2 separate regions of the Homo sapiens genome follow, and region 2 is linked to region 1. The links are chromatin loops, found by intact Hi-C in ENCODE. Cell type or tissue: Caco-2. All regions are shown on one strand. Links, peaks and the distances in the headings refer to the core of each region. The heading gives the core; the rest is flanking DNA. Region 1 overlaps MTCL1 (microtubule crosslinking factor 1). Region 2 overlaps MTCL1 (microtubule crosslinking factor 1).

Region 1 (16,191 bases), core at 769-8,768:
TAAAACTTTGAAAGCTAGAGATTTAAACATCTTATTTTCAAAAAACTCAGTAATTTCTGACAGCATTAAATGCTTCTTTGATTTGCTAGTTGTTTGAGACTACTATAGTCTCTTATACATATTCAGCATTGTTTGGGGTTCTCTGAAAAGATGCATTTCCCTACATGTTGAATTGACCTCAATGACTAATTTTGCATTTCCAAAAGGTCTATTATTTAGAAAATGTGTGGTCTTTTATGATGGTGACATACTCTTCTCCTGTTTGCTTGCCTTTAATAGCTGTGTAGGCACTTATCTGATAGCGTCCATCTGATAATTCTATTACCTGCAGTCTTAGGGTTGAATCCTGCTATTTGCCGTGTCTGCCAACTTGTGTCCCTGTTGGACGTTACTGGCTTGTGTGACTTCATCTCCCAGGGGCACTTATCTATGGATCTAGTATGGATTTGGGTGGAGGATGTGCCTCCAGATTGGTTTCCTGTTTGGTGGAGCTAGCAACATAACATAAATCCCTTTCTTTGGGGATTCCCGGACCAAACTGGTAACATCAATTCAAAGCCTGACCTTGGGTGAGGCCAGCTTCAGTCCTCCCACTCCTGATCCAGAGGCTCATGCTGGGGAAACAAGTATCAGTGCTGCCTCCCTGCTCCCTGCCCTGGGGCCAGCAGGCAGATGCTTCTCTTGTTCATTCATTTCCTTTCTTTCCCTGCAATGTTGGGCCCAGGCCCCATCTCCTGTTCCCTTGGAGCTGCTGAAACCCAAGGCTCCCAGTTACCAGTTCTGGCAACAATCTCCCTAATCCACCCACCCAAGGGCCACAGAGACCACTCTGGTTCTCAGTTCTTTGTTTGCTTGTTTTTTGAGACAGGGTCTCGCTCTGTCGCCCAGGCTGGAGTGCAGTGGCGTGACGTCGGCTCACTGCAACCTCCACCTCCCAGGTTCAAGCGATTCTCCTGCCTCAGCCTCCCGAGCAGCTGGGATTATAGGTACCCACCATGACACCCAGCTAATTTTTGTATTTTTAGTAGAGATAGGGTTTCACCATGTTGGTCAGGCTGGTCTCGAACTCCTGACCTCAAGTGATCTGCCTGCCTCAGCCTCCCAAAGTGCTGAGATTACAGGCGTGAGCCACCGTGCCTGGCCTTCTGGGTCTCAAATCTAAAATCAATTCCAACTCTTGAAGATTCCCCTAAATTTCCTGGGAATTCAGCGATGTATTTAAGAGGATACTTTCTATTTTATGCAGTGTTTTATTCAATATTTATTGAGCACCTCCAGTGCTAGGCATCATCTAAAGCGTGGGGGATACAGCAGTAAACACAGCGGCCACATCTGCCCTTGGGGCTTCCCTCCTCTCTCAGGTGTTCCGTGCAGGACTGTTTCCAGGTCACCTAGGCTGCTCTCCTGCCAGCTTTACTTTCCAGCTACACATTACTCTATAAACTCAAAATGTAAAAATCCTTCTTATTTAATGCATTAGGTGCTAGCCAAAAGCTTTATTAGGTGTAAAAACAGACATCCTAATCAAGCTTATTGTTTAAGAAAAGCAAAGATCTATTAGTTTAGTTTCTATACATTGCATGAACTATTTAGTTTGGTTTTAATTTTAATAAATAATATATATGTTAAGAAGCCATTTTTATCTGAAACAATATATGAAGCTCATACTTCAGTGTCATTGGATTTAAAACGTGCTCTTCTGTTTGAACCACACCTTTGAAGAGTCACAGAAAGGGAGGTCCTTGAGCCAGTTCACTGGGGAAGTCGGACTCACCTACGATGGCTCCAGTGTTGTCTCTGGAGACTGCTGCCTGCCCAACAGCAGACAGGTTTAGATCCTCCTGATTATCAGAAGTTTCATTTTCCTTTATTGTCCATTTTTGCTAATGCAATATTAAAACTCCCACGGACAACTGCCCCTAGCTGGGATGCCAACGTCACTCCAATGTTACAAAAAACAACATACAAAACGTGCTATGGCAAAAGGTTCAGCCTAGAATTACTCTACTGCCACACAACTGCATACAACCACATACATTTGGAGAAAAGTTTCACATGACACATAAATGTCTTCTAAAAAAATAAATATTTCCCTTTACCACCCAATCCCCAAAGGTTTGATTCTAAAAAAAACCCTTTTTTTGTTCACTTACCTAGGATTCTGATTATACATCAAATTCATCTTGATCTCCCTATTAAAGCAGCTTATCTAAACCACCACCACCCTCACTTGTTTCCGAGGCTGCTGAGACACTAGTCTTGACAATTGTAACCATTCTCCCCACGTCAGTGTTCCGGAACTCCCGTCCATGTCTTCCCCAATAGAGCTGCATCCCACACTGATTGACAAAGGCTAACTTCCCTACCTCCAGAGAAAGTGGCTTACAAATTACTTCCCACACTTAAGAAGATAACTTCACAATCTCAAACACAAACAGAAAAGGAAGGCTTTTCATGGCCATCACTAGAGTGCCTAGCAATGCTACTCCTCTATTAGGACAATTCCATCACCATGACCATGGCTTCATTTTCTGGAGGGTTCCATTTTGTCCTGGCCAGTTTTGCAACCACTTATTTCAAAAGCAGTACATGAGGCCAACACATGAGTGCAAATACTTGGCATAAAACCCCACGTAACTTCCTTGTGGCTGGCATTTCACAGCTGAGGCACGTGGGATTGTGAGTGCTTTGTGTGCTTCCTTGATTGAAGGATAAAAGCAGGCACTGAGGAGAAGAGCTCTTTGAGATTTCTGACCCAGAAACTCAATCCTCTGGGCACAGGCCTGGTCTCCTTTATACCTGAAATCTGACCAGCGTCCGTGCATGGCTACTTCTCATTCAGGACTATTTTTAAGGTGCCTCGCACATTCCAAACCATTCTACACACCACTCTCTCTTAACAAATGTGATTGTCTCACATTTGATGGGAACCCCAGGGAGTGAAGTCAGGGAAGAGTCCAGTGCACAGTGTGAGCATCTCGCTAATATCTCCTGAGAAGAGCAGGCAGCAGAAACACTCGTCCTGAAGTGTTTTTTTAGCAGTTCATTTTTGCGTGGTTGCATTGATGTGTCAGTGGGTGTCCGTGGGTTCTGACTTCAGTTTGCTCTGGCTGTGGCTGTTTATAAGAATGCCGGCCTTGGAGAGGCCGCCCCTTTCCCAGGTTTAGTGAATGGTGGTGTCTGAGCAGCAGGGCTCCTCCACTGCCCAGATTTGCAATCTGCTAACATGTGTCATGTGTAAGAATGCACTTCTTTTTCTCCTCTTTAGCGTTACAACTGCTGCTGCTGGTACAACTATGAGTAGTAGTCACAGTTTTGGTCGGGCCAAAATGCCTCAATCTTTCAAAATAATCACTTATCTTCTTTCCTCTTTCCTCAAATATAAAAATCCATAAGGCAGAAGACACAGAGGCATTTTGTAAGTGCAGCTTGAGGAACAAATCCTTTTTCTGCTTAAATTTGGAAAAGTTTCTTCTTTGATGTCGCTGATACTAGGTGTGCTATTGGGCCCCCTCCCACACCCCTGAGGAGCTACGGGCAGAGAGCTAAAGGGGATCCACACAGGTAGAGTCGTGGTTGGCCTGAGGGCAAAATCCGTGGTTATTTCAAGGGAAATGTAGAAGGGAGCAAAGAAAGCTGCCGGCAGGACCTCCAGCTCCAGCCCTGCCTCAGTCTGCATGAAGGTGTCCATGTTGTCTTTCCCCCAGTTAGTCCGGCGGGGTCTGTGTGAGTCTCTGGCCGGGCTGCTGGGCTGACTTATGGGAGCTTTGTGTACTGTTTCCATTAGAGCCTCATGGGAAAGCAATTGTTGGCAGCAAATTCAGGGATATTCTCATTAAAAGGCTTTTAAGAGTTCTGCCCCCAGAATTATCCATTGTACAATTCTTTAACACAATGTCATATTCAAAGACCAAACTAACAAGGCTGTCAGAGTGACATTCACACCAGGGACAGGGCGGCCTCTCCCGACCCAGGCTCTGCGACAGATCCACATCCAGCTTCTCTAATAAAAGGAAGCACTGTGGAGATTCAAAGTGGCTCCAGAACATGCCTTATTAAAAAATAAAATAAAATAGGATGTGTTTGCAGCATAATTGAGTTTTCTTTTCTGTGTGAAATGTCTTTGTGAATAAAAAACATCAGAATGAGGGATGTTTGCTTAAAACTCCTGATTCATACTGCTTCCCCTTCTAGGAAATGACGCTCCCTAGACCTGGCCTTTCACTATGGAGATTTTTAGCTCTCTTGTTAAAATATAGAAAATTAAAAGAAACTAGATGGATGTTTTTAAAAGGTGCCATTCCATGGCAAGACAGCGGCTGTACAATTAGTCGTTAGAGTGACTCTTTAGAAACACACCCAGGGGTCAGTGCAGAGCCGTCCCACTACTGCAGATCAGGCCCCTCCGGGGATGTGCTGGGGAGCGGGGGCTGCAGCTGGCTGGAGGCTGTTCTAGACCCAGTTCTGCCACCAACCAGGAGGAGGGCTTACTGGCAAGCCGCTTCACTTCTCAGGCCTCACTTTTCTCATCCGCAGAATGAGAGACTTCATCTGAAGACCTGCTGTTCCCTTCTGAGCTGCATTGTTTGGAGATCCTGTGCTGTCACATGGCACCAGCTCACTCTGCTAATCTACTTCTTGTGAAGCTTTATTGCTCCTCAGTATTTGGTTTGCTTCAACTAAGTATGCTTCTCTCTCCCAAATCACTCCCAGTTTCTGAAGCTATGCGATGCATTCATGATGGTGACAACTTATCACTGCTCCAGGTTACACAATAAGGACCTAGGAAGAATCCAGGAGGAGAGCTCTCTGACACAGGCTCTAACTGCACACAGCTATGTGTGACACACCTTGAAGGACGGAACACTCGGGAAGGGAGACGCACTTCCTGTAAAACCAGCCATCAAAGGGAAGGGGGCCGCCCTGTGTAGCCGGAGCTGTGGTTCCAGAAACAGCCCATGGCAAAGAAGAAAGAGCTACAGTGGGAAGGGAAAACTGGGCCCCTGACTAGGCGGGCTGTGACACGCTTTCCCCCTTGACAGTCCCCAATGGCAAGACATTGCATTCTCTATTATTCATACTTTACACTGACACAGCATTTGGACTTTTAAAGGTGCTTCCTCATTCAACAGCTCCTCGGGGATCCCCTCTTTCTGTCCCGGGTCGGGTGACCCGCATCTAAGAGCTTTCACTCTTCCAGGCTGCTGACAACACTTCCAACCATGGTCTCTGTGGTGGCTGAAGCCTTGTGTATACCGGGTTACTGTGGTGACAGACACTGCTAGGGGTGCCCACAGGTCAGGAGCGAGCCTCCCTGATTCTACCAACCTGCCAGCAGTGTCACTCGAGACCGTGGGATGGTCACATGAGACACAGGCAACAAAGAGCTGAAAAGGGGAACTCTAAGGAGAGTTTCCTCCAGAGCAGGGAAGCCCGTGCTGGGTTTTCATCCCTTCTTTCTCTGCGACTGGACAAGAAGCCACTGCGCACTCACCAATCAGCCTACTTCCAGGTGCTCCCGGTCTGCGGAAACAGGAGGTGGACAGTGCCTACAGTGAGCTGTCCCTCTGTCTGACGAGCACAGCAGTTCACCGCAGGCACCTGCGCACACCTGCCTGTCCCAGTGCCACAAAATGGGTTTGCTGTCAAGTGAGTTCCACCTAGTTCCACCTCCTCCTGCCATGTTCCCTCAGGGCCTCGTCCGGGACAGAAAACGTCACACAGCCAGCCACACAGAAAAAGGAGGGGGAGGGCGGGGGGGGGGGATTGCTTGCCCACGCTGACCTCCAGGCTGAAGCAGGTCTGGCCTCCCAGCCCGTGGCTCCCGGTGTCCCCGTCTGCGCGGCGGTGCAGCTCCCGCGCGGCTCGGAGGCGCAGGCTCTCCCGCTCGTCCCCTCGGGCCGGCCCGAGCTGCCACTCCAGCTGCTCTTTCAGTCTGGACTGTTAGGTGCACGGGAGGAATTTGTTGTTGTTGTTCTTTAAAATTTTAAACAAAAAAACAAACAAACAAAGGACAAGGGTGGAGGCAGGGAGGGGGGATAAAGAAAACAAAAATGGACAAGGGAGACGACTGAGAAAACGACCAAAGAACAGCACGAACAGAAACACAGGCTTAAAGACAGTGGTGTAAGAAAGTGAAGAAAACAGACCCAAGATGAGGATGAGCAAAGGGGCGGGTGGACACATCTGAAAAGCAAAAAGAGAAAGTGGGGGTGCAAAACACTGGTTACGGGGCACATGCGATGGCGATGCGTGAATCCAGAACTCAACCGCAAGCACGCTACCCGTGAAGGAAACGGAAAACGAGGCTCTTCCTTCCTTACTTGTGGGTCGAGCAGCCAAAGCCACAGTCCAGGGCGGCAGCTGGGCCATGCACCCAGGCGAGGCTAGGACAGCAGTCCTCGGAGACCCTCCGCGCCCTCCCCAGCGGCGGCAGGGCGGCAGGAGCCAGCAGAGCTTTTCCACCAAAACCATCCTTCTCAGCACCGTGCTCCTCGCCCGCTTTGGCTGATCCTCCAGTGGGAGTGGGGGCCTGGGCTGCCTAGGGCCTTGGACTGCACTGTGTCCCTTGAAACACACCCAGGAAGGGACGTGCTCGTTAGCGAGTCTGCTAATTATCCTGACTGTGACATGCGTTTGTCTTAGCCTCCTCACGGCTTCTTCAGCGGGTGGCTGGTTGGTTGAGATACCAAGAGAGGAGCAAGGCCGGCATGCGTCGAGCCCTATCGCTTCCACTGGGCTCAGCCTCGTGTCTGGGAGGGCCTCTAAACCATGAGCCGCGGCGCAGTTAAAAATAAGACAGGAGAAAGGAAAAAGAAACAAGGCAATACAAGAGAACTTAAAAAAAAAAAAAACAAAAAAAACGGAGCCCAACCAAGAGAGAGGATCCGGTTGCCCCGGAGGCTTTAGTACAATGCAGGTTTGAAATCATAACCAAGCAGCCGTGAGCAGCGTGAGCCCGAGTGCAGCAATGCCAGCGAGAAGGAGGAAGAGCAAGGCGGAGCAGGGAGGCGAAGCCACGAGCCCCCTTACCTGCAAGTCTGGGCCCAGCTCCTTCCCCAGGTTCCCGATGGGGGAGTCCCGGGACACGGAAGTCACAGTGGAGAGGAAGCTAGAGGACTCTGTGAGGTGGGGCAAGGGGGATAGGCCATCCCCAATGCGGTTCACCTGCTCCAGGAAGGCCTGCAGCTCTTTCTTGAAAGCCTTCATCTTGGCGTTGATGGTCCCCAGCAGCTGGGGCTCCTGCTGGTCCCCCTCACCCTGCTCCTCTTCGCCCTGGAGGCCAGGCCCCGGTAAGGGCGCACCACCCCGCAGCCCCGCATCATGGAGGAAGCTGTCGGTGTCCGTGATGAGGCGCTCCACCGTCCGCTCTAGCCGCTGGGCCTCGTGTTTTAGGGTCACTAGGTACTCAGAGTCCTCCCGGGCCTTCAGGAGCTCCGTGGGGCATGGCTCGCTGGCCTCCGATGGCTTCCCGCTCCCGAAGCCCGACGTCTTCTCAAACATTTCCTCCGAGTCACTCTCCCCGCCAACAGGCCCTTCCCGCTTGGGCTGGGGCAGGCGGCTCTCCTCCCCATCACTCTCCTTCTTGCCCGCATCACTCTCGGCATCGCTGTCCCGGGGACTGGGGGCACGCAGCCCCAGGTGGGCTGCCAGGTCGCAGCGCTGGATGTTGGACAGCAGCGCGTGGTTCTCGTGCTGCAGTTTGAGCACCTTGCCGCTGAGCTCGCTGATCTGCAGCCTGGCTGACTTCAGCTCCTCCTGCAGGGGGGCCCCACCCCCGGCACCAGGACTTGCACCCTCTCCTAGCCAGCCCGGCTCCCGGGGAGGCTCAAACTTAAACTTGCTGAGCTCGTGGGTCAGTTGCCGGTTGTGGTCTTCGATCTCGGAGATGGACCTCCGGAGCAACTCCGCTTCCTCTTCTACAAACTGCAGGTGGCGGCGGAGCTCAGTGGAGGACTCCAGGGAGTCACCGAAGGGTGAGGTAGGAATGCTGGGTGCGTGGTCCCGACCCGGGCCCTCCCGCTCCTGCTGGCCCCGCATGTCCTCCATCTCTGCCTTGAGGCCACGGTTCTCCACCTCCAGCTCCACGATCTTCCGGCCCAAGATGTTGGCTTCCTCCTCCACCAGCTTTAGCCGCAGCTTCAGCTCGGCCTCCCGGGTGCTGGGGGGCCCGCCTGCTTCCCCCGTGGGCAGGGGACTGTCCACATCCCCATAGAGGGACTTGTACTTCTGGAGCTCCTGCTCCAGCTCGTCCTTCTCCCTTCCTAGCTTGGCCATCTTTTTGCGCATCAGGAAGGCTTCCTCTTTGGCAAACTGGAGCTGGCACCTCAAATCGGCACTGTCATCCTGCCAGGAGAGAACAGCCCGGGAGAAGGGTTATTTGAAAATACCAAATGTTCGTGTTTTTCATGATTCCCCTCACACCTCGCCCCCAATGCACACAAACATCAAACACCGATCTTCCCATCGGTGCCGCTGAGTTACATAGAGAAACAGCCAAGACAAAGCAGAGGTGGGCCCAGGGGCTTTGTGGAGGGGGCCTGTGAAAGGCCTACAGTTTGTTGCTTTGCCACAGAAGCAAAAGAAACAAAAAAAAATTAGTTTGGAAAAAAAAAAGTGCACGTGGAAACCATCATACAAGTTATGGGCAAAGAAGGGAAAACGAAATGAGGCCCAAAACCCAGCGGGAATGCGCAACCCCTCCTTGCTCTCTGGATCCCACCTGGTTACTCACCAGCACCAGTGAGAGACAGCAGGACCCCTCACCAAGGCCTGGTGCAGGCAGACAGGGTTCCACCCTGCTGCACTCACCACCTCCAACGTGCAGACCTCCCTCTTTCAAAGTGGCCCACAATCCACAAGGTCTGACCAGGATGGGGAAGTCAGGCCACCCCAAATGAGAGCTCAGCTTTCCCCTGGTTTCCTAAGGTACCTGAGACAGGGCAATTCGCTTCTCCCCATCCCGGTCTCCCCAGCCCTAATGTCCCACAAGAATGACATGACAAAAACATGAGGTATGAGCATGAAGGTGTTTGGAAGTCCAGGCACGTACTGAGTCAGTACCGAGCTCTGGGTACACACTGGGTACTGCAGACCCAGACACCTGAGCTCCTTGCAGCCTCTTGCCATGCAAGTGCAACTTCAGAGCCTTTACTTACGTTCCTTTCCCTTTAGTTGCTATAACACAGCAGGAAATTAAACCCAGAGACCCAAGGCAAGGAGGTAAGTGTTGGATAGAGTCAAGTGTATCAAAACCTAAGAAGTGTCCTCATAGGGCTTCCAGAGGGTTCTGGAGGATCCTCAAAAGCTGACTCTGCTGTTCACAGCCTGCAATGCTTGGCTGAGGTCAAAACGGCACTTTTTGGGTCCAGTGGAAAGTCAACGCTGCTTTGCAGGGCTGGTCTCCTTGTTTTGAAGCCAGATGAACTCCCCGTTTTGGTTTTGCAAAAACGTTTTACTGTTCACATTCAGCAGATGGGAAAAATAACCGATTTCACGAATCACTCCTCTTTGATCGGCCATCAAAAGTTTCAAAAGGCTTCAGCAAAGGTTTCCCCCATCACACAGAGAAACTGTCAACAACAGCACTGCGGGAGTCAAATCCCACAGCCCTCGTGGAGGAAAAGGCTTCAAACTGCTCTCCAGGCCTGTCGCCCCTTCTGTGGAACAAGTCAGCCCCCGGGGGAGAATTAACTCCTTCGGATCGTCACGTGTGCTCACAATGCAGCTTTTACACTCAGAGAGCATGGCTCGTTCTCTGCCGCAGTCTGGTCGCACACTCATCATTTGGCAGAAAGAGAAATGCCTCCCTCGGCGCCTCCCAACTTTCCTCCTTCCACTCTACCTGGTCCCTCCTTGCTCACCACAAACCCCATGGAAAGGGGGAAAACGATATGACCAGGAAGGCTCAGCCCAACACCTACGACCAAGTGTGCAGCCACTGCCACAGGGAAAGCTTGCCCTGGCGCTATCTGTGCGTCCTCGGGAGGATGACACGCCCACTGTCATCTCTTAGCTGAGGACAAAACCAGGCCTGCTGGACTTGGGGTCAAACATGCTGCCCGGAGTCCTAGCTTTGCCCCTCCTACTGTCTAAGGGACCTGGGCTCATCACAGAGCCCCGGTGAACCTGTCTCTTTGTATCTAAAGCAGGAATGCTCACTTAACCACAACGTCGTTGTGAGGGTCAAATGAAATAATGGTCTGTATATGATAAATCATAAACCTAAAAAGTGTATTTATTATATATAAACTGGTTTGTGTATGATAAATCACCATGCTCTAGCTCCCTGAAATTAATTTTCTTATTTGTCTGAAACACAATTAGTATTGGGTAAAGGAGCCGGTAAAGAGTCTTTTTCCTTCTTTGCACGTTAGGAGAATAACATATAAATGTCACATGGTCTTTGAGTTCTGAGAACTTATCACATGAAGGATTTGGTTGGGTTTGGGTTAGGTAGACATAAAAAGCAATCCTGTGACTAACTTGAAGTAAGGCTGTCTGCCCTACTCACAACTACTGAGGCAAATGGGCTATGCTATCATCGCTGCTGGGGTAATGACGTATTTTTTGAAAGAACCTACACAGAATACATGGGCTGTAAAAGGCATACGTTGTGTTTAATACTAATACTAGAGGAAAAGCATGCTCGTTTATCTGTTCATTCATTCTTTTTTTTTTTTTTTTTTTTTTTTTTGAGATGGAGTCTTGCTCTGGAGTCTGCACTCTGGCTGGACTGCAATGGCGCAATCTTGGCTCACTGTAACCGCTGCCTCCTAGGTTCAAGCAATTCTCCTGCCCCCTGCCTCTGCCTCCCGAGTAGCTGGGACTACAGGAGTGTGCCACCATGCCCAGCTAATTTTTGTATTTTTGGTAGAGATGAGGTTTCGCTATGTTGGCCAGGCTGGTCTCAAACTCCTGACCTCAGATGATCCACCACCTCAGCCTCCCAAAGTGCTGGGATTACAGGTATGAGCCACCACACCTGGCCTTGTTCATTCATTCTTTCAGGAAATATTTATTAAGTACCTAGTATGTACCAGAAGTTGGCATGTTACTTTTAAACAACCCCAGCTTCTTAGAACTTTCAAAAGTACAGCAAACACAAGCACCTTTTCAATTTTTGTTAAACACAGATTTGTAAGAAATCCAAATACATAGACAGGTCTTTGTTGTTCCCATGAAGGAATGGAGTTTAAGCTAAAATATCTATCAATGGAAATGGATTGTAAACACTTAAAAGCTTGGGACCAGAAAACAGGGGAGTGCCCTCAGCCCCATTGTTAACTTGAGAGCCAGTGTCTGTCCATTGTCAAAAATCATCTAAATGATCCCATCTCCACCTCTAAAGCAGAGAAATCCACAGCAGCAGAGATCACAGAGGGCAGCATTGTCCAGCTGCAAGGAAACTCAGCCCCACTCTCCACCCTTCTTGAGCCTGGGGCTCGAGACTGGGCTGGACAAGGTGGGGGCAGGGCCGCCTGCTGTGACCAGCATCCGTGGAAACTTGCAGCTGGTGAGGCCTTGATGTGGTGGAGCCAGTCCAGGAGGTGCAGGCGAGGGGCAGAGTTGCCTGCATGGTGCGGGAAGCTTTTGGCTCAAACAGGCGTGTGGACCAGGGACTCAGGCAGTCCCACTCTGCCTGGTCCCTCCTTGTTCACCACAAACCCCACGGAAGGGGAAAAATGATATGACAAGGAAGGCTCAGGGTAATACGACCAACCCCTGGGGGTCTTCCCCAACAAGTTGAAGTGAAAAATTGGGGAAGGAGGTAAGATCTCTGAAGGGTCCTGAAACACGCTGGAGGTTATACGTGCTTATCTGCACCCCCTCATGCAGGCAGAAGGTCCCCATAGAGCCCTCAAATCACCTTGATTTCTGGAAACCTTCAACCTCACACCATCACCCTCTGTCCACCATCCACTACAAATCTATCATAGAACAATTCTCCTCCGTCTCCATGAACCTAAACCCAGGTCAGTTAAAGCAGCAAGATCCTATGACATACTCTAACAAGGGTCAATTTGTAGATTACCTGAGGATTGATAAAATGTCCAAAACGTCTTCTCGTTCCTTAAAGAAAAAAGCTGTCAGCATGACAGCATGCTGTCATTTCTACTTAACAACCACACATGCACTATGAGGCCTGCCACCAAGACTAAAGCAGGGTTTGAAAGAAAGACTGTCCTGGAAGCCATGGGAGAGTGTATATTAAATGAAGGAGTCAGACGTCTTCCGTGAGGTCGAGGCAGCTGGAGCAGGGCCCGCTGCACCTGCCGGGTGTTGTGTACAGGAGAGGGGCGGCCTGAGGGAAGCTGAGCTCGGCCTGTTCTGAGTAGGGGAAGCCACTCCTTCTCATAAGATGTGGAATCACAGCTTCAGCTCAGGCAGCGGGAGGCTGGATGCCCATCTTATCTTGTAACCGTAGACTTCTTAAAACTCTGCCAAGAGTCTAGCGGAGGCGGGGGTTCAAGGCCGAGTCTAAACTGAAGCATATCATTTCTGGTTTCGAGAGATCATTGGATAGCCCCAGGAATGTGGTATGAAAGTAGGTCAAGTCCAACTTTCCATATGACACACGATTCCTGTTGCAGGCAGAGGGCAGGCATGGCCAGGAGGGGAGACACCCAGGGGCCCACCACCATCACCACCAGCGGGAAAGGCCTTGTCAAGCAACAGAAATATATCGCTCTCTGTATATATTCTTTGGCTTGCAAGTCAGCCGTCCAGCCAGCACCCTGAGCGGGTGACTGCCCACGTGCCTACCTTGCGCCGGGGCGCCAGCTTCCTTTGGGTTTTGGTTGCGGGCCTGCAGTTCCCAGGGCGCTCCATTCCACCATTCTGCTGAACAGAAACTCCTTCCTCAATAATCCCACCGGCTGGGTGGGCGGCTCAACGCATCCCAGGTACCAGGGTTTCTGACACGCGCCCAAGGAGCAGCAGCTCCTGTTCCTGGCCTGTTTTACCCTCAGGGCGAATGCAACTCCATGCTGTTCATTTCACAATGGGGCAGAATTTCCCCTTTTAAGGAAAAGATCTTCCCTGGGCAAGAGCCAGTCAACTGAAAACACTCTCAGCCCAGAAGAGTATAAGCACCCAGCAACGGGATGGCAGACTTTAATTTCCCTGTTATTAATGGATTCCAAAATGAGACTGGGAGGTTGGGGAGGGTGGAAGGGAACAGTTGAGCTTTCTGCTGCTGCAGGGGCCTGCCCCCCCTTGAATGATGCCCTGGGGATCAGTGAGTTTGGAGAATGGAGAAACCCAGGGGATCCTTCAGAGGGGAATTCACAGGGACAGGGCTGCAGGAGGTCGGTGGAGGTTGCTGAGCTCTTAGTTACCCCGACTCATTGTGTCTCTCTAATTACTACTTGCTCTCAGAGTGCAGTGAGCTGATATCCCAATAACACCTTTGTTCTCTCCACCACCTAATGCTAGCAGCAATTTAAAAACAGAATCCAGTAAAACAGCTTTACAGAAAAGCTAAGAAAGTTTTGAAGAATACATACTGTGCATCTAGAAAAGGCTGAGAATATTTTACCTTCAATTAGGACCATTCAAGATATCGTTCAGCTTGCACATTTAAAAAACAACAACATTCAAAACAATGTCTTATGAATGACTCGACACCACAGTGGCTGTTTCATTTCACTGTGTGGATGACTTTGAAGGTCAAAACACTTTTTACCATTTATAAGTACTGTCAGGCCCCCAAACTACACTTAATTCTGTTTTACACAAAGCCAGTTCTTTTTCCTGAAGAAATCACCAGCTTGTCAGCGTGAGGGAGAAACAAGAGGGAGGAGCTGTGGGTTTGCAAAGAAAATGTTCACACTGTGGAGGTTAGGAATGAGTCCACGTGTTTGGGCAGGTAATGTTTCTTTGGATGTTTTAAAGGCAAAGCTAACACTTACTGAAAAACATTCAAAATGAGTTGACTTCACTTATAGGAGATGTAACATTAGAATGAAAACCTCTGCTTACCTGGTTAAAGGTTTTCTTCTCCTTGTACATTTCCCGAGTGCTTCTTCTTTTTAGGGAACTCTGAAATAGATCCAAGTGACATTCTGTGACCAAGGGCTCACACGTGATAGCCAGCATTAGCAAACATCGTCCCCATGGGTGGGGACACACACACTGAACGGAGGCTGTTTCCCACCAGAATCAAGAAACAACTTGTGTAAATTTGTTTCTTGCTTTAGAATCAAGAAGCATCAATGTGTAAATGCAGTTGGAGAAGTTAGATGAGGTCTCTGAATCTTAAGATTCTTAAAATCCTAATTATTGTATTTGGGGTATTCCTTAAGTGTTCAGTTTAATGAAAAAGGAGAGTGGCTGGGATAACTTTAACAGTGCAGAGAAGGCAAGAAGAAGAGGAGAAAGGCAGGAAGTTTGGGAAACAGATAACTCATATTTCTGGAGCTGGTTCACGTTCCAAATCATGTTTTGTTTGGGCTAATGTGAGAATTAATTGGTGTTTCCTGGCCAGGTGCAGTGGCTCATGCCTATAATCCCAATGCTTTGGGATACCAAGGCGGGAGGATCACTTGGGGCCAGGAGTTTGAGACCAGCCTGAACAACAGAGTAATAAGACCTTGTCTCCACAAAAAAGAATTTTGTTGTTGTTGTTTTTTATTTGAGATGGAGTCTCACTACTTTGTCACCCAGGCTAGCGTGCAGTGGTGTGATCTCAGCTCACTGCAAGTTCCACCTCCCGGGTTCATGCCATTCTCTTGCCTCAGCCTCCCAAGTAGCTGGGACTATAGGCACCTGCCACCACGCCTGGCTAATTTTTTTTGTATTTTTAGTAGAGACGGGGTTTCACCGTGTTAGCCAGGATGGTCTCAATCTCCTGACGTCGTGATCCACCTGCCTCAGCCTCCCAAAGTGCTGGGATTGCAGGCGTGAGCCACCACGCCCAGCCACACAAAAAATAATTTTTAAAAACTTAGCTGGGTGTGGAGTCATGTGCCTGTAGTCTCAGCTACTAGGGCGACTGAGGCGGGAAGATTGTTTGAGTCCAGGAGTTCGAGGCTGCAATGAGCTATGATCAGGCCTATAGCCATGTACTTTAGCCTGGGCAACAGAGCAAGACCTTGTCTCAAAATAAATAAATAAATAAATAAATAAATAAATAAATAAATAAATAAATAACTAGTGTTTCCTGAGTGGCCAGATAAAAAGTGGTGTGAAGGAAGAGAAGGGCGGCCCTTGTTTACAGAGAAAACCTAACTAGGTTTTGAAATTCTCAGGAAACCCACTCCAACTCATGGCTAAACCTCTATCTTAAAGATCTTACAAAGCTCATAACTTATTCCCATGTGAAATGAAGGCCTTGGCTGTGTCCTTCAGTGCCTGGGAACCCTGCCTAGTTTTACATTATAGACAAGAAATTGCAAATACATCTGAAAATACAAACAGGAGTATGAGTGAAGGGGCCTAGAGGTGTCTGCAACAGACCAACTGGGAGATATGCCAGCTCCTGCAAAGGGAAAGTGTGAAGGCAGAAAGAAATGAGGAGTGAGAAGCATCCTAGAGGAATATGAAGGGATTTGTAGCCTCTTAATCTGCAAAGATTAAGTTAATCCTGAGGAAAGCTAGAAGGAAGCAGGTGGGGAAGCAGAGCTCTGCCGGCCCCAGACCTGTCAAGGCAAGCCTGCGAAAGGAAAGAGACTGTCCCCAACGCCCACCTCCCTCCCCTCTGCAGTTCCACCTCGGGGTCCAGGGCCTCATCTGAGGTCTGCTCAGAGCCCTGACTCTCTCGGCTTTATTCCTGGGTGCCCACCCTGTATCAGAAGAGTTTGCAAAGGAGGCTCTATGCAAGTCCCTTACATCGCAGTTAGAACTTAAGTTCATTAACTCAGCACTGTTCACATTTTAAGTGCCTCACTCTCAGAATGCCAGCCCTTGCCATTTGTGGGAAGAATCCTAGGTTAAGAAACAGTTAAAATTCTAGCTGCCCCTGAGCCTCTAGGAGGCTGGAGACCCGGAAAATATAAAATAGATAACTGAGAGAAGGCCCTCCGAGCAGAGGGCTGAAGAGGGTCACAGAATCATCATGGAGCAGGGGCAGCAGGCTCCCTGACTAACAAAGGTGGAAGGAACCCCAGCTGCAGAAGGCTTTATTTCCTTTAGTCTTTTTGGTAAAGTGGGTCACACTACAAAGAGAACCAGTATCCTCCAACAGGTAAA
Region 2 (16,191 bases), core at 2,615-10,614, 57 kb after region 1:
CTGTGTGTGAATGTCCCGTCCAGAACTTTACTGCACAGTAGAAGGGAACATGCAGAGTTACAGGCAATATCCAGTGCAGCTCATAGGAACACTGCAAAAAGGTGTCTTCTGGAGTCTTCTGGAGTCAGACATAGCAGCAAATAGCTCTTTAAATCCCCTCATGCCTCCTGAGGTTTCTACTCAGGTAGGAATATTTGCATAATAGGGCTTATCCAAGGGAACTTTAAAAATAGATGGATAGGCCGGGTGCAGTGGCTCACGCCTGTAATCCTAGCACTTTCGGAGGCCGTGGCGGGCAGATCACGAGGTCAGGAGATCGAGACCATCCTGGCTAACATGGTGAAACCCCGTCTCTACTAAAAAACTACAAAAAAATTAGCCGGGCATGGTGGTGGGCGCCTGTAGTCCCAGCTACTCGGGAGGCTGAGGCAGGAGAATGGCATGAACCCGGGAGGCAGAGCTTGCAGTGAGCCAAGATCCAGCCACTGCACTCCAGCCTGGGCGACAGAGCGAGACTCCATCTCAAAAAAAAAAAAAAAAAAAATACATGGATATAGAAGGCCCCCAATGTATGATGGTTCCAGGTATAACTTTTCAACATTACTGGTAGAAACCCGACTTCAAATACCTGTACAATCATTCTGTTTTTCACTTTCAGCACAGTATTGCAATAAATACATGAGACACTCAACACTTTATTATAAAACAGGCTTTGTGTTAGAAGATTTTGCCCAACTGTAGGCTAATGTAAGTATTCTGAGTATGTTTAAGGCAGGCGAGGCTGAGCTATGACATTCAGTAGGCTAAGTGTATTAAATGCATTTTTGACTTAATATAGTTTCAACTTACAATGGGTTTATCGGATGTAACCCCATGATAAGTCAAGGAGCATCTACACATACCGTATTTCACTGATTTTAAGATGCATGATGTCACATTTTAACATCTCTGAAATCAGGCTGCATGTTATGATCTATGGCATGTCATCATGTAATTGGCAGCATGTTTTACTTTCTCCTAATGGTGTACCTTTCAATCAATGGCAGAGCAGGTGAAATACGATTTGTCCATGGAAGCAGCTATACCCCGGCTGCTTATGTGACACAGGATTAAAAAGTGAGGAGAAGGACTTAATTATTTGTCTTCTTTATTTCCTACACACACAGCCTTAATATATGATAGTAGGCAAATTTATACATTTCACACAAATACTGCTGAATTTCCCCATTTCTTTTCAGAAAAGGAAAAGATATTTTGGTTAAAAAAAATATATATAAAGCATTTGTTCTGTCCCCTACAGTCAATGGCTCCTACTGGCACAAGGTCCTGTCTGCCATTCACAAGTTGTATGACCGGGGGCACGCCACCTACTCTCCCTGAGCTCTGAGTTTCTCAAGGGGAGGTGTGCCCTGACACTGAGTTGCTTTGAGCATCGGGAAACACTCAGCCCGTGGCTCTCAGCGGGCCTTCACTCATTCAGCTCACACGCTCTATCTCCTGCTTTCATTCAACTTCCACCCCTACCTCCATGCCCACCCCCCAACTAGAGGAATTTCCAGAAGTAATGCACAGAGTAAGCCTGCCCAGGCTGGCAAACTCCCCTGAACCTCCTCCTTTACAGAAAATGTGTTCTACCACCCCTAGAGCAGCAGGGATCAAATGAAACCCGGCCTTTGAAGGGGATGGCTTGAAAAAGGCAGCCAGGAAGGACAGGTCAGAGACCACCCACATTCCGGCAAGGGTTCCTGTCCTGTTAGATTCCATCTGCCAGTGACCCAGAGGACAGAGCCACACAGATTCAGTGCCATTTTTCACAACAGCCAGAACAGTGTGCTCTTTAGCTGAGCTAAAGGGGAAGAGGACAGAGGAGAAAAGAAACTGAAGGTGGCAGAGGAGTGGAGTAGAACTGATGAGTGGCAGGTTCAAATCCACCATAGACAAAGGCCACCTTCATGCATATGCTAGAATCTGACCTTGGATTTGCTTTAGGAAAACTGTAACAGGAAACCATACAGTTATTGTCCTTTACAACTTCTGTAGTCCTGGAAATATAAAACTCATGACTGTGAACTTATTAACTTATTAGAGTAATTATATATCCTAGCTAAATTGGGGCCTTGGCTTTGATGGACAGAGGTCATTTGTCCAAACAAGTGACTCCGAAGCCTCATGTTCACAAAACGCCAGTTTGGGAAACTCCTACATTTACCCTTCATTAATCTGACCAACTCCCAGACCCTCTCCTGGTGGAAAATTGTTAAGTTTCTGTAAAGGAGATGCTGCAGGCACACTGCTGCTGACCTGAAACCACCAGGGAAGTTCTAAAAACCACAGATGCCTGGGTCACCACCCCCAGGGTCTGATGTAGGGGCCAGGGTGTAGCTTGGGCAGCAGGATTCTTAAAAGCTCCGCAGGGATGCTACCGTGCAGCCAGGGCCTGGCATCACCAGCTAAAGGGCTTGATCCCAGGCACGCACTGTACAATCTTTCACCACCTCAGTAAAAGTGACGGCACAAGAAACCACTTGTCAAAACCTGCTCCTGGCACTGCCGCCCTCTAATCTTCCCACAGAGAAGGGCCCAAACATCTAGAGTCACTTAAAAGGGTGTTTTGCAAAAGGTTGAGAGCAAAGGTGAACATGGGTATCACCTTCTACCCATCTCATCAATCAGCTAGAAAATGCAGGGTACCCTTCAGAAAATACATAATGAGCCAAGCTGGAGACTTCACGGGGATGGCTCCGGAGCAGGGTGTGACCTGAGACAGTAAGAAGGGAGACAAGAGAGTTTTCCTAAGGTGCTAGAACAAACCTTGTGCAGCCAACCCACAATCTTGTCAAACAAATCCTTCAAGACAGTTGAAATCCTTCAACACAAAGTACTCAGGGTCAAGCGATGACTCTTCCCTCCAAAGCTTCAACGGAGTTGGAGGAGGAAAAGAGTTCTTGATTGCCACAAATTGGGGAGGGGGGGTGCTACCAGCATCTAGTGGGCAGAGGCTAGGAACACCGTTAAGCATCCTGCAGTCCACAGGATAGTCCCCACAACGAAGCAGGACCCAGTCTAAAACGACAGCAGAGAAACCCTGCTCCAAGCAGATTACTCAAGTGATTCCTCTAGCAACCCTCACCTGTAATGTTTCCACGAGGGTTAGATGACAACTGGGCCTTATTACTTAGGTGACCCTGTGAGTAACCTCGTTTACAAATAAGTTCAAAATAATGTTTATGGCTCTTTCTCAAGGGAAGATAAAAACGACATATCCAAACCCAAACCAAGATTCCTACACATGAGAACCCTTGGAAACAAACAAGAAACTCTGAGTGTTACTTCAAGATTGAAAAGTAAAAACGGCCTGGCCAAGCCCCACCACTGACCCAGCCAGCTGGCCGGCCCACTCCCACCTGCGAGGACGCTCCTGTAGCCTCCTCAGTGCCAATGCTTGAGGTTCTCAATCATTAACAGGATACTAACGGCCAAGCACAGTGGCTCACGCCTGTAATCCCAGCACTTTGAGAGGCCGAGGTGGGTGGATCACTTGAAGTCAGGAGTTCAAGACCAGCCTGGCCAACATGGTGAAACCCCATCTCTACTAAAAATACAAAAATTAGCCAGGTGTGGTGGCAGGCATCTGTAATCTCAGCTACCGGGAAGGCCAAGGCAGGAGAATCGCTTGAACCCAGGAGGCAAAGGTTGCAGTGAGGCAAGATCACGCCACTTCACTCCAGCCTGAGCGACAGAGACTCCCTCTCAAAAACAAACAAACAAACAAACAAAAAATGAGGCCGACACAGATACAGACAGGCACTTGTGAAAAACCATATCATCTTCAAATTTTAATGTTTCCTATAGTTTACAGAAACAATACATGGAGGATTTTTCAGCAGTGATTTTGTTTCTCTCATTTATGAAAAAAAGCTTTACTAATGCCCATGAATAAACACAGAAGATCAAACACTCCCCGGCCTCGTCTCACCTCAGCCCCCGAGGTGGTCTGACAGTCCCGAGGGCTGCCCTGCGCCCTGGCTCCCAGGCACTGCGTCCTCAGCTCTCACCTTCCTCCCCCCTGCCAGGAGAGATGAGCCACGTGTGATGCGAAAACAACTGGCAACGGTCTACCCGCAACTGTTGAGTGCTAAACAGTACACAGATAGATGTCTGATCAATGAACACGGCTTTGCCTGGGCAACCAGAGCACATCCGCACCCAAAGATGAACAGTGTCTACGTTCAAATGCCAACTGCCTGATGAATGCCCTCCCCATTTCCTGCTCCCCTTGTCCCAGGAACACTGCTGAAGGTCACACGAAAGCATATCTACGATGCAAGGAACAAACACACACCTAACTGCCCCCACCCCCAACATTCTTTCAGGGGAGAATAACCACCCTGTACAAACAGCCATGGGGAGCGGCACCCTGCCAGCACCTGGGGTCCATCCTCTCTCTGGGGCTTATTCTCAGGTCAGAATTCAAGTGCTGCCTGATTACCTGCCCAACAGGGAGACATTCAGTTGGGCTGTGTAACTATGTATGGGTGACTCGGCGTCTTTTCAATGCGAATGATTTTTTATTACCAGGGAGAAAAAAACAACACAACTTGCTTATTTGGCTCATAATCATACCATTTCAACGTACGATGGCTCACTTGAGTCTGAGCAACACCAAGAAACAGCACTCAGGCCGTAGAGAATCCTATGGAGTATTTTCTAAGCATTTCTATTTCTCTGACTCTTGATTCTGCACTTGAAGATAAAAGTTACCTAAATTAGCCAAACACGGCAGCTCACCCCTGTAATCCCAAAACTTTGGGAAACTGAGGTGGGAGGATTGTTTGAGCTCAGGAGTTTGAGACTAGCCTGGGCAACATGATGAGACCCAGTCTCTACTAAAAAATAAATAAATAAATAAATTTAAAAAATCAAAAAAATTAGCCGGGTGTGGTGGCACACGCCTGTAGTCTCAGCTACTCGGGAGGGTGAGGCAGGAAGATCCCTTGAGCCCAAGAGGTCAAGGCTGCAGTGAGCCATGATCCCTGGGCAACAGAGCGAGACCCTGTCTCAAAAAAAATGAAGATTAAAAGAATAAAGTTACCTAAATTATATTACATCAATAACATGACTTGTAGCATATAAATTCAACAGACCCCAAGAGAATCAAATACAAATTTTGAGGCGGGACACAGTGGCTCACGCCTGTAATCCCAGCACTTTGGGAGGCTGAGACAGGTGGATCACTTGAGGTTAGGAGTTCAAGACCAGCCTGGACAACATAATGAAACCCCGTCTCTACTGAAAATACAAAAATTAGCCAGGTGTGGTGGTGCACACCTGTAATCCCAGCTACTCAGGAGACTGAGGCAGGAGAATCACTTGAACCTGGGAGGCAGAGGTTGCAGTGAGCTGAGATCACACCACTGCACTCCAGCCTGGGTGACAGGGTGGGACTCTGTCTCAAAAAAAAATTTTTTTTTTGAGAAGAGCAGTAGTTTCTATTTTTCCCATAGCACAGACAATGCTACAAATTTGATGCAGTTTACTGCCTAGTGAAAGTCTAAATTATTCAGAAATATGTGCTGTCTATATTTTAATTATTATTTTTTTTCTTGAGACGAAGTCTCGCTCTTGCCCCCCAGGCTGGAGTGCGATGACGCGATCTTGGCTCACTGCAACCTCTGCCTCCCAGGTTCAAGCGATTCTCTTGCCTCGGCCTCCTGAGTAGCTGGGATTACAGACGCCTGCCACCATGCCTGGCTAATTTTTGTATTTTTAGTACAGACGGGGTTTCACCATGTTGGCTAGGCTGGTCTTGAACTCCTGACCTCAGGTGATCTGCCCGCCTCGGCCTCCTAAAGTACTGGGATTAGAGGCATGAACCATCGTGCCCAGCCTATTTTAATTATCATTATTATTATTTTTTACTTTTTTATCTTTTTTTGAGATGGAGTCTTGCTCTGTCGCCCAGGCTGGAGTGCAGTGGCACAATCTTGGCTCACTGCAAGCTCTGACTCCCGGGTTCACGCCATTCTCCTGCCTCAGCCTCCCGAGTAGCTATGACTACAGGCGCCCGCCACCACGGCCGGCTAATTTTTTGTATTTTTAGTAGAGATGGGGTTTCACCGTGTTAGCCAGGATGGTCTTGATCTCCTGACCTCGTGATCCGCCCACCTCGGCCTCCCCAAAGTGCTGGGAAAACAGACGTGAGCCACCGCACCCAGCCAATTATTTTTAAGAAAAGCAGCAAGCACAGTGTCTGTTTCACTACAAGTCAGAGGTTCCATTCTAACGTGTAGGTAAAATGCTGAAACGCCCTGCACATTATCAGAGATTCCCATCTTCCAAGAAAGGCTGTCTTAGAGAAGGAGAGAAATAGATGGATCTTCAATCTCTCAGGAAGTCTGCAAAGTAATGTTCACACAGCATCGCTGCGTCCAAGGTAGCCATCCCAAGGGTGCCATAATCTGCCCTAAAAGGTCCCCCGGAGCCTGCAGTGCTGTGGGCGAGACTGCACAGGAAATAAAAAGAAGGCAGCTGTACAGCGCACAGGGGACAAGCCGGCGTTGTCCAAGCCCAGCGAGGAGCCTGGCTGACGTTCAGGAAGTTGATGAACAGAAGCGGCTTCGCTTATCACTAACCAAACAGGCCAATTTCATGACTCACAGTCATTGTCAAAAAACTTGACCTACAGTGGAATTACTGGCCTTTATTAACTATCCTTAGGTAATGATATAAAGAATCAGAAATTCCTCAGCAAGAGATTTTTAAATAATGTTTTGGCTCTTTCTCAAGGGAAAAATAAAGATGATAAAACCTTCACCCATGGAACAAATATTTATCCAGCGTTTCATAAGGACGGGGCTGTGTAGAGAGACACAGACATACCAAAAGGCAAAGAGGTGAGTGGGCCAAAATGCCATTGAGGGATCAAATGGGATTCGGATCTGCTGGCTGGCACGGACTCCGCACCAAGAAAGCACTTTCAGGACATATATAGCTAAGTGATCAAGGCTGGGTGGCTCTGGCAGAGATCAATGGAACAGAGCAGAGAACCCAGAAACAGACCCAAACACATGTGCCCAACTGATTTTTGACAACAATGCAAAAGTAATTCGATGGAGGAAAGGTGGCCTTTTCAACAGACGGTGCCAGAGTAACTGGGTGTTCACAGGCCAAAAAAATGAAGCTTGACCTAAGTTTCATAGCATATACAAAAATTAATTCAAAATGGATCACAGACATACATGTGCAATGTAAAACAATAAAACTTTCCAAAAAATACATAGGAGAAAATATTCAGGATGTAGGGTTAGGCACAGAGCTTTTAAAATTGATACCACAAAAGGAATCATTCTTAAATTGGGCTTCATAAACTAAAAACTTTTGCCCTGAGAAAACCTTGTAAGAGGATGAGAAGACAAGCTACGGAGTAAGAGAAAATATTTGCAAACCATATATATATATATATATATATATATATATATATATATATATATATATATATATATATATTTGTCTTCTTGGGAAGCCAAAGTGAGAGGATCACTTGAGTCCAGGAGTTTGAGACAGCCTGAGCAACACTGTGAGACCTCATCTCTACAAAAGATTTTCTACAGTCAGCTGGGTGCGGTGGCGTATAACTCTAGTCCTAGTTACTCAGAAGGCTGAGGCAGAGGATCCCTTGAGCCCCAGAGTTCAAGGTGGCAGTACATCACGAGTATACCACTGTACTCCAATCTGGGTGACAGAGGGAGACCCTGTCTCTAAAAAAATTTTAATTAATTAACTTAATGTACAAAGAACTCTCAAAACTCAACAATGAAAAAAAATATATAACAGGCAGGCCTTAAGCCTGTAATCCCAGCACTTTGGGAGGCTAAGGCAGGAGGATCCCTTGAGGCCAGGAGTTTGAGACCAGACTGAGCAAAATGGCAAAACCCTGTCTCTCCAAAAAATACGGAAATTAGCTGGGCATGTGGCACTAGCCTAGCTACTCGGGGCCGGGGGTGGGGGTGGAAAGTGCTTAGGCGAGAGGACTGCTTGAGCCCAAGGAGGTCCAGGCTGCCTTGAGCTGTGATCACACCACTGGACTCCAGCCTGGGAGACAGCAAGACCTTGTCTCAAAAAACAGTACAATAAGCAAGCAATCCAGCTGGGCGTGGTGGCTCACATCTATAATCCCAGCACTTTGGGAGGCTGAGGTGGGTGGATCACCTGAGGTCAGGAGTTTGAGACCAGCCTGGCCAACATGGTGAAACCCTTGTTTCTTCTAAAACAAAAAGAAAAAGCTGGGCATGGTGGCGTGCACCTGTAATCCCAGCTACTCGGGAGGCTGCGGCAGGAGAATCGCTTGAACTCGGGAGGCGGAGGTTGCAGCGAGCCGAGATCAATCACGCCACTGCACTCCAGCCTGGGCGACAGAGCGAGACTCCGTCTCAAAAAAAAAAAAAAAAAAAAAAAAAAAAGAATGGACAACATAAGAAGGCCCCACATGGGACTAGCAGAAGTTTTAGAAAGAATACAGGTGATGAAAGGAAATACAATTCAGAGAAAATTTCACTATCGAACACTATTCGGAGTGAGAATTCTCCAGATTTCATGACAGACTTAATCAGACTGACGGTGAATGCTGAGCAAAATAAGAATAAATCTAGATAAAGTGGACTGAAACTATAGAATACCAAACACAAAAAGAAAAGTATAAGAGTCATCAGGAAGACAGATTAGCTTCAAAAATAAAAATTATGCTGACAGCAGACCTCTCTACAGCAAAATGAGCCAAAAGATAATAAAATATTATCTTCAAAGTGTTGGAATTCCACACCCAACTAAATAGATTTCAAGACAATATGAAATGAAAGCAATACTGCTAACTGAAAAAAACTGCTGAAGGATGTATTAAAAGATCAGCAAGAAGGAAACTGAACTCAGAGAAGTAACACTCAAGAAGCAATGATAAGTAAACAAATAGGCAATTAAATTAACTGTAAATTAATCTAAACAAGCATTAGCTATTAAATAAGTTTTTAAAAGGTCATTTTAAAAAGATGAAACTAAAATGATACTAAAACATATGAAAGACAAGATTTGATTAAAGTTGAAGCTTTCTAAGATGGCTGTATTCTTCAGGAGGAGAATACAGCTAATGATTAGTTTTAAACTTCAATTCAAACATGCATGTTAAACATGTGAGTGATCATTAAAATCACAGAAATAGAATGTATAACTTCCCAACTAAGACACAGAATTAAAAACTCAAAGAGAAGTCAAAGAAAGAGAGAGAGAGAGAGGGAGGGAGGGAGGGAAGCAGGGAGAGAGAGAGAGAGAGAGAGAAGGAGCAAGCAGGGAAAATAAAGAACATAAAATGCAATGACAGAAATAAACTCAAACCATCAGTAGCCACAATGCTTATATATGCATTAAATTTATCAGTTTAAAAAAGAGAGAGTCTCAGATCCCATTTTTAAAAAATGTAGCTACATTCTGTTCAGAAGAAATACACTGAAAACATAATGACATAGAAAAATGAAACTAAAGAAACCATAGAAAAGCTATCCCAGGCCATGCAAAGGACATGAACAGACATTTCTCAATTGAAGACATGTACCTGGTCAAGAAACATGAAGAAATGCTCCACATCACTAATCATCAGAGAAATGCAAATTAAAACCACAATGAGATATCATCAAACACCGGTCAGAATGGCTGTTATTAAAACATCAAAAAACAGCAGATGTTGGCATGGATATGGAGAAAAAGGAACTCTTATACACTGTTAGTAGGAATGTAAATTAGTACAGCTCTATGGAAAACAGTATAGGGAATTCTCAAAGTAGTAAAAATAGAACTACCATTCAACCCAGCAATCTCATTAATGTGCATCTACCCAAAAGAAATTATATTAAAAAAATACCTACACTCATGTGTTTATTGAAGCAATATGCACAATAGCAAAATCATGGAATCAACCTAAGTATCCATCAATAGACGATTAGATAAAGAAAGTGTGGTATATATACACCATGGAATACTACGCAGCAATAAAAAAGAATGAAACCCTGTCTTTCGCAGCAACATGGATGGAGCTGGAGGCCATTATCCTAAGTCAAATAACTCAGACACAGAAAATCCAATACTGCATGTTCTCACTTACAATTGAGAGCTAAACAATGGGTAAACATAGACACAAAGATGTAAATAATAGACACTGGGGAGTCCTTAAGCGGGGAGAATGGGCGGGATGGTGGTGAGGGTTTAAACAAATTATCTACTGAGTACAGTCACCGTTCGGGTGGTGGGTGCACTAGAAGCCCAAACCTCACTATTATGCAAGATACTCATGCAGCAAACCTGCACACATGCCTCCGAATCTAAAATTTAAAGAAATTTTAAAAAGAATTACCAAAACCCTGGGGTTCAAACCACCACCATCTCTCTCAAGGATTTACTGGAGAAGCCTCCTAACTTGCCTCCTCCACTCTCCCCCTTATTATGGACTGAACGTTTATGCCCTCCCCCAAATTCATATGTGGAAGCCCTGACCCTCAGCGTGATGTTCTATGGAGGTGGGGCCTTGGCCCCATGATGGGGTTAATATCTTTATGAAAAGAGGAAGAAACACCAGAACATTGCTTGTTGCGCGCGCGCATGCGCACTCGCTCTCTCTCGCTCGCTCTTGCGCGCGCGCGCGCTCTCTCTCTCTCTCTCTCTCTCCTCTTATTCTCACCCTCATGCTCTCTGCCATGTGAAAACACAGCAAGAAGGCAGCTATCTGTAAGCAGGGAAGAGGGCTCTCGCCAGGAACCAAATTGACTAGCATTTTGATTTTCGACTTCCCAGCCTCCAGAACTGTCAGAAATAAATGTCTGTTGTTTAAGACAAAAAAAAAAAAAAAAAAAAGAAAAAAAGAAAAAAAAGCTATCCCAAGCCAATACTACCCAAAAGAAATTTGGTATAGATGATGAAAGCAGATAAAAAAGAATTTACAGCAAAAAGCAATACATTAGAATAAAGAGGTCATTACCAACTGATAAAGGGAATAACTCATCACAAGGAAGAGTCCTAAATCTGTTTTCACTTAAAAATACGGTATCAAGACCAGGCGCGGTGGCTCACGCCTGTAATCCCAGCACTTTGGGAGGCCGAGGCGGGCAGATCACGAGGTCTGGAGATTGAGACCATCCTGGCTAACATGGTGAAACCCTGTCTCTACTAAATATGCAAAAAAAATTAGCCGGGCGTGGTGGCGGGTGCCTGTAGTCCCAGCTGCTCCGGAGGCTGAGGCAGGAGAATGGCGTGAACCCGGGAGGCAGAGCTTGCAGTGAGCCGAGATCGTGCCACTGCACTCCAGCCTGGGCGACAGAGAGAGACTCCATCTCAAAAAAAAAAAAAAAAAGAAAAAAAAAAAAAGAAAATGGCACCAAAATACATAACGCAAAGTTTGACAAATTACAAGAATAAAATTAAAATGCGCAATTATAATGGGACCAAAAGCTATAAAGGATATAGAAAATTTGAATACAGCGAACAAATGAGTCAATACATTTTTCCAAATTGCAACAACACACTAATGAACTATAAATCAATCTTATAACCACCATTAAAAAATTTTTTTAGCTGAATGGAAAATAACAGAGTGTACCCCAAATGACAAAGTTAAGCATTACTTTGTTAAACCTTTGTGTATTTGTAAAACCTTTGTATAGTTGTATATTGAGTGATGATGCCCTTTTTGCTGTGGGTTACAATTGAAGTCTTCAATCTAACAGATTTAAATCAAAGTCTGCACCCCAAAACACATTCGTCTCAAGCACACAGGAATCATTACAAAATCTGATGATTTACTATGCACAAAAGAAGTCTCAACCAAACCCAGGGAATCTATGTCATTTTCTGAGCTTGAGGAAAGGCAGCCGCAAGAAGTCGTCTCTTAGTTGGTTCCCTCGGACTCTTTTCAATAACCTGAGCTCACTGGAATGATCTAGAACATGTATATAGTCCCGTATAAGTGCTGGCTAACCTGGCTAGTTGTTATTTGTGTCTAGCACGTAATAGAACTCTAAAAATTGGGGGTAGAATGAAATACTGTTCAGTGAAAGAATTAGGGCTATCTTTAAGAAGTGGAAACTAAGCTAAGGTTAACCATTTTCTACTTTTTGAGAGATTCCACTATAGGTAGAGTTGAATACTAGAAGAAATATATCAGAAAAAAAAAAAAAGATGAAAATTGTTTGAGTTTTGTACAAGCAGAGGGCGTGTGGGTGCCTAGGGTCACAGACTCCAAGAGTGAATAGGCACAGGATGCCAGCAAGCAAGCTGGCTAGTGGGAAGGGATAATTCTAGCCAGATCAGCCCTTTTTTTAATCAATAGAGAAAGTAACTTTTAAAAGATACACCTCTAGTAGTTCAAAAAGAATCAGAGCACACAGTCCTAGTCATCATTCTAAACTGCTCTCCCATTTCAGGCCAACGTTTACAGCCCTGGAGTGGGAAACCCAACAGGGAGCCGGGGATGGGTTAGGGGGTAATAGGCTGCTGTGTCATGCAAAAGAGTTAAGACAAGCCAAGGCAAGTCTGCCTGTTTAAGCAGAGTGACATGTTCAGAATTTTGGCATGTAGAGAAAACAAAAGGAAAGGACTAGAAATCGTGTACACATTCAACGTGTATGGTCAGCCTACACTTTCAGCTCTCAAATACTCGTCTGAGGTGGGGGACTGGTAAAAGTACGGATAGAGTGGAGAAAGAAAAATGTTTTTATTTTGTTTTGTTTTTTTAAGATGGAGTTTTGCTCTTGTTGCCCAAGTTGGAGTGCAATGGCGCGATCTCGGCTCACTGCAACCTCTGCCTCCTGGGTTCAAGCAATTCTCCTGCCTCAGCCTCCCGAGTAGCTGGGATTACAGGTGTGCGCCACCACGCCTGGCTAATTTTTTGTATTTTTAGTAGAAACAGGATTTCATCATGTTAGCCAGGCTGGTCTCGAACTCCTAACCTCAGGTGATCCACCCACCTCGGCCTCCCAAAGTGCTGAGGTTAAAATTCACGTAACAGAAAACAAACCATTTTCAAGTGCACAGCTCAGTGGCACTGAGTACATTCTCGTGTTGTGCAGCCACCACCTCTATCTCGCTCTAAAACATTTTCATCACCCCAAAAGGAAACCGCCTACCCATTAAGCAGTTGGTCCCGCTTCTCCCCTCTCCCCAGCCCCAGGAAACCATGAATCTGTTTTCCGTCTATATGAATTTATCTACTCTGGATATTTCTTATCAATGGAATCGAACAGTATGTCTGGCTTCTGTTACTTAGCAGATTTTCAAGGTTCATCCATGTCCTATCAGGTATCAGTGAGAAAGAAATGTCTAAAGCCTGCAAAAGCCGAACCTACAGCACTGAGCAAGTGGCTGAAGAAGGGAGAAGAGGGTTAAGGGTAACACCATCATCGGCCTTGGGGACTGAAAGGACTCAGAGACCGTTTCACAAATAGGAGACAGAGAAGGTGCAGGGTGGGGCAAGGGGCGATGAGTTTGTTCTGAACAGAGTCTAAAGTGCTAGGAAAAACTCATACTGGAGATGTCCACTAAGCAGCTGAAAACAGTCTAGGGCTTCAGAGAGAAGGGAGTGGTGGCTCCAGAGAGAAGGCATGGAGATGCTGTCTCACGGACCCCTGAGGCCGAGGGGACACACACACACCTGCGACAACTGCTGCTGCTCAGACACACACAACACATGAACTGTCCTTGCCTTTTTCAGGAGGTCACACATCCATTTACAAAACTCCAGAGGTGAACAACAAAAAGTGAGGCGCACAATAGAAAAAATATTATCCTCACCCCAGAGCAAAGCTCAGCCTGTTTGTACTGGCTTTTGCAAAAAGAACCCATTCACAAAGATAGCAGCTGGCATTTTCCAATAAATATTTCCTCCACCACCTTTGAACCTTGTATCATGAGATACCATCGTTCTCTGCTTCCAGTTTAATCTACCAGCATCTAACGCTCCTGGGACTCCTGTCGGTTCTATGATTCATTTAGAAGTTTGGTGTAAATATGCGGTCCCACCACCCTGAATGCAACTCTGGAAGTAAAATACTTATTTCATTCCAATGGAACAATTCCTCTCAGTAATTCTAACCCACAAAGGGAGGGCTGATCCCTCTCCGTTCTCTCCTCACATCCACCCTGAGCCAGCATCAGGTTCTCTGAAGATACTTGTCTCACTCTGGCCTTGCTTTTGAATGTCAAGAGTAACAATAATCATTTCTTCCTTCAAAGAGATGCCAAATCCTACACAAATCCATTTAAATGTATGCAACAGAATCTTCACCTACTTAAAATATATATTTATGTTTAGTTATACACAAATGTATACACATATAAAATTTTATAAAATATAGTTCTACAGTTGACTCTTGAACAACATACTTTTGAACTGTGAAAGTCCACTTATACTCAAATCTTCTTCCACCTATGCCACCCCTGAGACAGCAAGACCAAACCCTCCTCTTCCTCCTCCATCTACTCAACGTGAAGACTATGAGCATGAAGACCTTTACGGTGATCCACTTCCACTTAATGAATAGTAAATATATTTTCTCTTCCTTATGATTTTAACAACATTTTATTTTCTCTAGCTTTATTATAAGAATACAGTACATAATACATACAACATGCAAAATATGTGTTGATTGGCTGTTTTATGTTATCAGGAAGGCTTCCAGTCTACAGTAGGCTATTATTAGTTAAGTTTTGGGGGAGTCAAAAGCTATATACATTATTTTCTCTTTTTTTCTTTAAGAAACAGGGTCTTGCTGTGTTGCCCAAGCTGGCCTCAAAGTCCTGGGCACAAGCAATCCTCCCGCCTCAGCCTCCCTAGTATCTAGGACTACAAGACATGCACAGATTTTCAACTGCACAGGAGGTGACCCCCGCACCTCCAATCCCCACGTTGTTCCAGAGTCAACTGTAAACTATTTTCTATACCCTCTAACTGTTGAGGTCAGGCTCAAACTGAGAAAGGAAATTATTCCAGCAAACTTAGAACAAAGGAACAGGAGGGAAGTAAAGTACCAGCAACTGGTACTTTAATTGAGGCAGAGATCCTTAATTAGAGGACAAATTCCTCGAGTCCTGGGAGCAGACACAAGTCTAAGTTAAGGGGTGAGGGTTACCTGTGATGAAAGCAAGCTCCCAGAAGCTAACCTCTTCCTCTGGGAGGCCACCTCATCTCCCAGGCATGCTCTGATCACACAGCTCTATGCTCCGCCCCCTTCATTCACTCCTCCACCCAGCATGTGCCAGGCACTGTTCCAGGCATGAGGGCCCCACAGTGAGCCAGACAAAGCCCCTGTCCCTGCCCCACAGAGCTTGTGATACGAAGGGGCACTAGTAAAGGAGGGGACGGATAAAAGACAGAGAAAGAAAACACACAGCATTGTCAGATGAGCGGTGACAATAGACAAATAATGTCCCAGAACACGTATGTCAGATGGGAAGGTGAACAGGGCTGGCCAGGGTGGAGATGGGGACAACTTTCACGAGTGTTGAGGGGAGGGGCTGAGTGAATCTCAGCAAGGACCCGAAAGAGATAAGGGAATGAGCCACAGGTGAGTGCCTGGAGAAAGAACATTCCAGCGAGGGCATGCATGGGAAGAGCAGGGAGGCCGAGGCAGCTGTGAGAAGAGGGGTGGGGGCAGAAGCAGAGAGGGGCACGCCTGCTACTTTGCTGTGATTTGTTTGTTTTGTTATCTGTGGGCCTGACTGAACTGGAGGCGCCTTGAGAGCAGGGCCTGCACTGCACATGCACAACCCTACCCAGAGCCCATGCAGGCCGGAACCAGGTGCAGCAGATGGGAGGGGGCATGGATAGGGAAGAACTGTGTGAATCAGGAAACTGTTCCAAAGGAAAAATGAGCCGCTAAGCAAGGCTGCTGGCAGGTGCAGGTAACACACCAGAATTCACTGTGAGCTTAAAGCCTTCGCCAAAGGCTTTTAATTTCAACACATGCAGGACATTTTCCAAGAAAACACTCAGCTTTAATCTTATAATGGAAGTCAATAACAAAACAGGATTTGCATTGCTGTATGCAAATGAAAAAAATATATATTCATTTTCCAGACTACTTTGCTAGAAAAATCACTCCCTACAATTTAAAAATGTCTATATTTAACTCATTTTAGCTACACAGGTGGTGTTACATA

What was found. Peaks named below come from ENCODE experiments on the same cell type or tissue, not always from the same donor. Only the 100,000 strongest peaks of a DNase experiment are listed, where the experiment ranks them.
Region 2: a loop joins it to region 1, with 2.4 times the contacts of the local background. A loop is called at or near these places in 6 of 110 quality-filtered maps.

Annotation. Positions count from the first base shown.
Region 1 is chr18:8,775,685-8,791,875 of GRCh38, reverse strand. It overlaps MTCL1 (microtubule crosslinking factor 1), which reads right to left. Exons shown (of 15, transcript NM_001395333.1): 4 at 13,984-14,043; 5 at 7,033-8,346; 6 at 5,785-5,940. Among named protein-coding and RNA genes, the nearest start is that of GACAT2, 76 kb to the right of the region's middle. RefSeq lists an enhancer at 842-1,365. In Caco-2, for the core only: no CTCF peak of the experiment used is centred there; a DNase peak (open chromatin) is centred at 4,865; H3K27me3 peaks cover 115 bases.
Region 2 is chr18:8,720,989-8,737,179 of GRCh38, reverse strand. The region is part of intron 3 of MTCL1 (microtubule crosslinking factor 1); the gene reads right to left. Among named protein-coding and RNA genes, the nearest start is that of GACAT2, 21 kb to the right of the region's middle. RefSeq lists enhancers at 6,475-6,769, 12,237-12,820. In Caco-2, for the core only: no CTCF peak of the experiment used is centred there; DNase peaks (open chromatin) are centred at 4,409 and 6,579.